Regions from separate parts of the Homo sapiens genome. Here region 2 is linked to region 1. The links are chromatin contacts, found by Hi-C or POLR2A ChIA-PET in ENCODE. All regions are on one chromosome and are shown on one strand. The core of a region is the stretch at or near the end of the contact, and the rest is flanking DNA. Distances in the headings are between cores, read along the strand shown.

Region 1 (3,300 bases), core at 505-3,004:
TGTCCATCACACCATCCCCTCTGCCACTGCCCCTGCCCCAGCCCGGCCACCATCCTCCCGCTAGACTACCGCCTCAGCTTCTTCCCTCCTCCTGCCTCCCTCCTCCCACCCATTCTCCACACTGTCCAGAAGGAACTTTCTGAAACCTGAAAATGACAGTGTCCTTCCTGCCCAAATCCTTCCGTGTCTCCCTAGTCTTCGACCTGGCCTGCATGCCCTTCCACAATAATAATATTTTAACTTCCCAAGTTATATGCCATAGAATATCAAGCAGCATTAGCTGTTCACATGAAGAATGAGATTTAATTTTAACACACTGTAAGGTGTGCATTATTGCCCTCATCTCATGAGGAAACTGAAGCACAGAGAGATCACCAACTTGCAAAGGGCACACAGAGGTAAGGGCGGGGCAGCCGCTGACGCTGTGGCGCAGGTGCCTGAGGCTTCTGTGCCATCCGCATCTCTCAGCAGGGGCGGGGAACACTGTTTTCCCAGAAGTGTCCTTCCTGACCACACAGGGAGTTGGCCCTCTCCTCCCTGAGCTCCACCGGCAGGCCTCTCAGTGGTCCCCACCATCAGATCCTCTTCTGTCCCCAGTACCCCCTGAAAACGATGGGCACCTCTCATCTCCTGGAGGAGGGAACATCAGTGTTTCAGGAGAGGCTGTGGTTGTTTTGGAAAGGCAAGTAAGTGGCTTTTAAAGGGAAGCGGGGACATTGATAAATAAGAGAAATCCCATACCCGGCAATCAGGTGGGAGCAGAAGGACCCCCCGCCCCCACCCCGTGCATGAGTCTGATGTGACCCAAGCAGTGCAGGCAAGCTCCTGAGCCATGAGTGGCAGCAGGCAGTAGTGGGCAGAGCCAATCAGAAGACGGAGGTTTTCTGCGGGGTGGGAGGGGATATGTGGCCTAAACGAGAAAGGGGAGAGGAAGAGGAGGAGGAGACAAAATCGGGACAAGGCAGATCTGAGCAATTCCAGTACAAGACAGCTGTTGGGAGGCTGTGGGACATCTGCCCAGACCATCACTTGCCAACCCCTTCTAGGTTCCTCCAGGTTCCTCCAGGTCCAGGTGTGGACAACAGGATTGCGGTGAATCATGTGGATTTCCTTCAGATGCCCACAGGGTAGGCATATTCCATCAGGGCAGAATTTTAAACCCACAGGAACCTGGCAATATTTGCTTTGTTTTTGTTCTTCACCACAGAAGTAATTCAGCTTGCTATTTTAAGAAGGGGGAATAAAAACACGGACAGTGGTTGCCAGTTACCAAGAGAATGACAACTGATTCCCCGACCTCGGAGCTGTAACCTTCAAGGGCCTCCGGGTAGCAGCTGTGCTCTTGTCTTCCAGCTCCTGACAGAACCGGGCCCTGCAATCCTCCACCTGTCATCAGGCGGCTTTGCAGTTGTTTATGGCTGGCAAGCCTGTGGCTTCGGATCACTGGGCACCTGTGCGTCCTTACAGCAGTCTGTCCTCTCCCTATTGGGTCTGGTGCAGATACCACCTCCCTGGAGGGCTCCAGATAATCTGCCTGGCATGATGGCAAGACCCACCTGCCCCTCATGGAGATGAGGGTGGAGTGGGACGAGTCTGGCCTGACCTAACTCATAGAATGTGGGCAAAGATCCAGCCCCTCTGAGTCTCTGTTTTTGCACCCGTAAAATCAGGATAAGACTGCCTGCCTCACAGGATGTTGTGACCTTGCAGCCAGACAATGTCAGTATGACATCAGGAAAGGCTAGCAATGAGTAACCGAGCTACAATGACTATGACTTGGGCCAAGAGAAAGAATGAGTAGTCACCAAAGACACGCCACACCACGGGCAGGATCAGAGATGGGGGCCATGGTATGGTATCACCCCTTTCTTTCTTTTTTTTTTTTGAGACAGTCTCGTTCTGTCACCCAGGTTGGAGTACAGTGGCACGATCTTGGCTCACTGCAACCTCTGCCTCCCGGGTTTAAGCGATTCTCCTGCCTCAGCCTCCCGAGTAGCTGGGATTACAGGTACCTGCCAACACACCTGGCTAAGTTTTGTATTTTTAGTAGAGATGGGGCTTCACCATGTTGGTCAGGCTGGTCTCGAACTCCTGACCTCAAGTGATCCACCCGCCTTGGCCTCCCAAAGTGCTGGGATTACAGGTGTGAGCCACTGCCCACTGTGTCCGGCCAGTATCACCCCTTTCCACACCAGCCTTCTGGGAAGCAGCCTGGAGCCCGCTCGCTCCCATCCTGCACATTCCAACAGTCTCATGATCACTGAGACAGCTCTGGCTCAAGCTGCCACCTCCCCAGGCCTGCACTGTCACCTCCACGCTCTACTCAAACATAACTCCAAGCACAACTTCCTCTGTTTAAACATTGTCCATCACCCTCACTGCCTGAGGATCAAAAGCCTGAACTCTCCAGGGGCTGGCGTCAGCCACAGTCAGCTGTACCCCCTTCCTCTATGTGGCTTGCCCTCTCACGCCTCTGAGCTTCTGTCTGCAATGCCATTCCTCATTCAGTCAGGCTCATCCAGTTCACATGCTCATCTGGCACTCAGCATGCACCAGGCATGGGACTAATAAGCACGTCACACCCTCAGTCACCCGTCACCACAACCTTTAAGACAGAGGATGAATAAACTCAGGGGCATGGAGAAGGCAGCAATTTGCCTGCAGTCACACAGTTTGTGAGATGCACAGCAGATTCAAAGCCAGAGAAGTCTGGTTCTCAAGTCCATATTCATAACCACGATGCTATGTGCTTCTCAAACATTCTCAACACCTGTCCAGGCTACAGGGAGACGTCAGTGAGCAAATCCAGCAAGGTCCTGCCCCAGTGGTGGTTTACAGTCCAGTGGGAGGCCACAACTGACAATTCCAAAAGGTCGTTTCCATGGCAGGAAAGACCAGGTGCTGAGACAGTGCCAGGTGTGCTGATGAAGAGGAGGAATGAGTCAGCTGAACTCCTGAACTCCCCTTGTCTTTTTTTTTTTTTTTTGAGACGGAGTCTTGTTCTGTCGCCCAGGCTGGAGTACAGTGGTGCGATCTCGGCTCACTGCAACTTCCGTCTCCTGGGTTTAAGCAATTCTCTGCCTCAGCCCCCAAAGTAGCTGGGATTACAGGCGCCCGCCTAATTTTTTTTTGTATTTTTAGTAGAGATGAGGTTTCACCACCTTGGCCAGGCTGGTCTTGAACTCCTGACCTTGTGATCCACCCGCCTCGGCCTCCCAAAGTGCTGGGATTACAGGCGTGAGCCACCGTGCCCAGCCGAACTCCCCTCATCTTCTAAGCCCCACCCAGGGTTGGCTCCTC
Region 2 (3,300 bases), core at 347-2,846, 530 kb before region 1:
CACGCCTGTAATCCCAGCACTTTGGGAGGCCAAGACGGTTGGATCACCTGAGGTCAGGAGTTCAAGACCAGCCTGGCCAACATGGTGAAACATATCTCTACTAAAAATGCAAAAAAAAAAAAAAAAAACTGCCGGGCATGGTGGTGTGTGCCTGTAATCCCAGCTACTTGGGAGGCTGAGACAGGAGAATCGCTTGAACCTGGGAGGTGGAGGTTGCAGTGAGCTGAGATCGTGCCACTGCACTCCAGCCTGGGCAACAGAGCGAGACTCCACCTCAAAAAAAAAAGTGAAGTAAATTTATAAATTTGAAGATATCTCCAAGTGCGCTCTTGGAAGAAAGAATGCTTTTATAATATTTTGATAACTACATAGGTGCTCTTCATTCTGATGTATCCATGTGTGAATAAATAAATGGCTAGAGTAATAGAAATCAAGGCATTATTGTTTGATTTCAACAAACATTCATTTACTGTGTATTCAGATACTGGGTTAAGAACTGGGGATATAGTATAAAACATGATTTCTACCCTCAGACTGCTCATAGTCTAGTCATAGTTATGCAGAACAGTAACTCCAACCGTTATGTACCATGGATTAGGTGCTAAGGTAAAGTATGCTCACAGATAAGGGTACCTAAACCAGATGTGGGAGCAAGTAGGGTCAGGAAAGGCTTTCTGGAGTAGGGGATTTCTGAAGTAAGCCTTGAAGGATGAATAACCCATATAGTCGGCCATATTCAAGGGAAAAAGAATAGAAACATGGTGTTCAGAAGAGATGTATGTGCTCAAAAATAGAAATGTGGGAGCCGTCAGGGTAAATTCTTGGTAACTGAAGTGATAGAATGAGTTGGAACACCTTGAGCAAGTGTGGTCAGCAATGTTAACTTCTTTGAGGTTTGGACCCTTTTGAGAATCTGATAAATACTACAGATCCTCTCTGCGTGGAAATGCATATAAGAAAAATTTCTACTGGGGTGCCTGTGTTAGGAACCATGCACTTTGGGTTAAGAACCTCTGGTGTGCAGTAAAAAGAGATCTGAGGATGACACCTTGCAAGTAACAACAACAATTGAGAGGATGGTAGAGGAGGAAGAAGAGTACGATGGAGAAGAGGGTGAACAGGGAAAGAGGAAAGTTAAGAAAGACTGGTATCATTTTAAGTTAAGAGTGAGAGTTTCCCAAAGGAGGGAATGCCAAATACCACAGACAAATCAAAGAAGACATAAAATGTCCATTAAATTTGGCCATGATTTGGAGGTCTTCAGTGACTTCAGTAAGGTAAATTTCAATTGAGTAGTATGGAGGAAAGGAAGCTGGGGTTCTGGAGATTGGATGAAACACTCAAAGAGTTGAGACTACAGGGAGAAGTACCTCTTTCCTTCATTTGTTTATTTAATAAATATTTCTTGAGTACTTACCACGTCCCAGACACTGTCCTGAAAGCTGGGGATTTGTCCATGGAGAAGGCAGGGCCTCCTTCATTAGCTGACATCTCATCGTGCCCACCCTGTTCCAAAGCTTCCCAGCCCCTGCCTGTCTCTCTCCTCCCAAACACACATACAGGAAATGTCCTAAAATGATTTTCTCCTTGGTACATTACCGGGCACATTCAGCCACCAGGGGACTCCAGTTTTGCTGGGTCAGACCCAGGCTGCTCAATTGCTCTTCTCTCTCTTGGACACCAGGGAGCAAATTGTCCTCTATAATACCAGGGACACACTTCAAAATATCATTGTGCCAGTCAGACCTCACTATGAGCCTGTCATTCAGTGAGTTTATAAAAATCATTGTAACATTTTTTTTAAGCTTGTACCAATTCTTTCCTGTAATAAATTTTTAAGCCTATTTGCACTGTAAAATATTGGTTCTAAATGTAGAAAAGTAGCATGAATTCCTGGCCTGAGGAAACCTTTATCCTAGTCTTGGACTTTTTGCATGTGGGGACCCCTCATTTGCCCTTTTCTTTAAAAACAAAATAAAACAAAACAAAAAAACTCCTTGGGGCCTTGTCTCTTTCCATGATGTATGGAGGCTGCAGTCACACCTAAGTGTCAAGGTAGCTGCTGCTTTTCTAAGGATGGGGGCGGGGGACATTGTGGGGGAGATGCTATCTTCTTAGTGCCCCAGGCTTTTTGTCAAGAATAGTGTAATAAACCAGAGGATTCAGAGAATGATACACAGTGATTCTGAGGTTTATTTCAATTATTAGAACTGAAAACACAGTTATCCCATTAGTATGATTCAAGATTTTTTCCAAAAATACACTGGGTTGCTCTTGCTTCCAGTGAAACTCACCTGCCCATTTTCTGCTTACTCACTTTGTCTTTAGAAAATTTGACTGCTTTTTATCTCCTTCTGATTGGCTTTTCAGTTGCAAATTCAGAGAGTACTATATATTCTGTGTTCCAGGTCACTTCTAAAAAGTGTTAAATAAGAACAGGCCTAGTACTTATCTATATTACTTTACTCAGCGTTTTTCCTAATATTTGAAGATCTCATTCTTTTTAAAATTATTACTATGGATTATGCCACAAGTATACAGATATCTGTAAAATGCACAGAATAGAGCCTGATATACTATGTTACATCAGTTTCTCCAGGTTCCACAGATGGTCCTGTATTTCCTGTGTTCCTTTCAGAATTGTTAAAATGATTATTAATTTAGGAGCGGGTGTAATGATGTTGTATTGGCAGTGTGCCAGCCAATGGTGTTATACAACACATTTTTTTAATTTTAAAATTTTAAAAATTGAATTCACAATAGAGATAGGGATTTGCCATGTTGCCTTGGCTGGTCTTGAGCTTCTGGGCCCAAGAAATCCACCAGCCTTAACCTCCCAAAGTGCTGGGATTACAGGTATGAGACACTGCGCCTGGCCAATACAGAACATTTTTAAAAGCCTGGTACTGCATGTTGCCAAACAGTCCTTATGGAGACAGCAAAAAACTATGTATTCTCAGTGTGATTTGTTATTTTGAATTTAGATTTCTGTAGATGTTTATTTTTTAAATGGAGAGCTCGTGTTGTTAGCCGTGGGCTTGTAAAAAATAAAAATAGATAAAAATTAAAAATGGGAAGCTTAATTTTGGAATTAATCTTTTTAACCTTTGGGTAGTCTTTTAGAAAGTATATCCTAAAAATACATAGCATAACTAAAATATCTCATAAATCCTTCAGAATGAGCTATTTATTAGAATGCTGTAAAAAATTAGAAAATCTTAATTTTATGAGACAACTGATAAACTCATCATTTTATAAATTGTTTTATTTGAATGTGTGATAATATAAAATAGGGAAATT

The links. Hi-C counts contacts between places; a loop is a spot of excess contacts on that map. ChIA-PET counts read pairs that join two places held with the same protein, here RNA polymerase II (POLR2A). Pooled maps may share reads with other maps.
Region 2: a map of gastrocnemius medialis shows a loop between it and region 1 (3-fold over the local background). The contact joins two enhancer-like sites. A Hi-C loop is called at or near these places in 1 of 168 maps with a recorded cell type or tissue (gastrocnemius medialis) and 1 of 50 pooled maps. POLR2A ChIA-PET finds 5 or more read pairs at or near these places in 2 of 52 experiments (activated CD4-positive, alpha-beta T cell and activated CD8-positive, alpha-beta memory T cell).

Annotation. Positions count from the first base shown.
Region 1 is chr22:35,311,930-35,315,229 of GRCh38, reverse strand. All of the region lies in intron 1 of TOM1 (target of myb1 membrane trafficking protein), which reads right to left. Among named protein-coding and RNA genes, the nearest start is that of TOM1, 14 kb to the right of the region's middle. RefSeq lists an enhancer at 1,280-1,379. Within about 2 kb of position 1,754, at least 23 of the 41 ENCODE cell types and tissues checked have a DNase peak (open chromatin) inside an H3K27ac peak, as active enhancers do.
Region 2 is chr22:35,841,489-35,844,788 of GRCh38, reverse strand. All of the region lies in intron 2 of RBFOX2 (RNA binding fox-1 homolog 2), which reads left to right. Among named protein-coding and RNA genes, the nearest start is that of APOL5, 130 kb to the right of the region's middle. Within about 2 kb of position 1,596, at least 9 of the 41 ENCODE cell types and tissues checked have a DNase peak (open chromatin) inside an H3K27ac peak, as active enhancers do.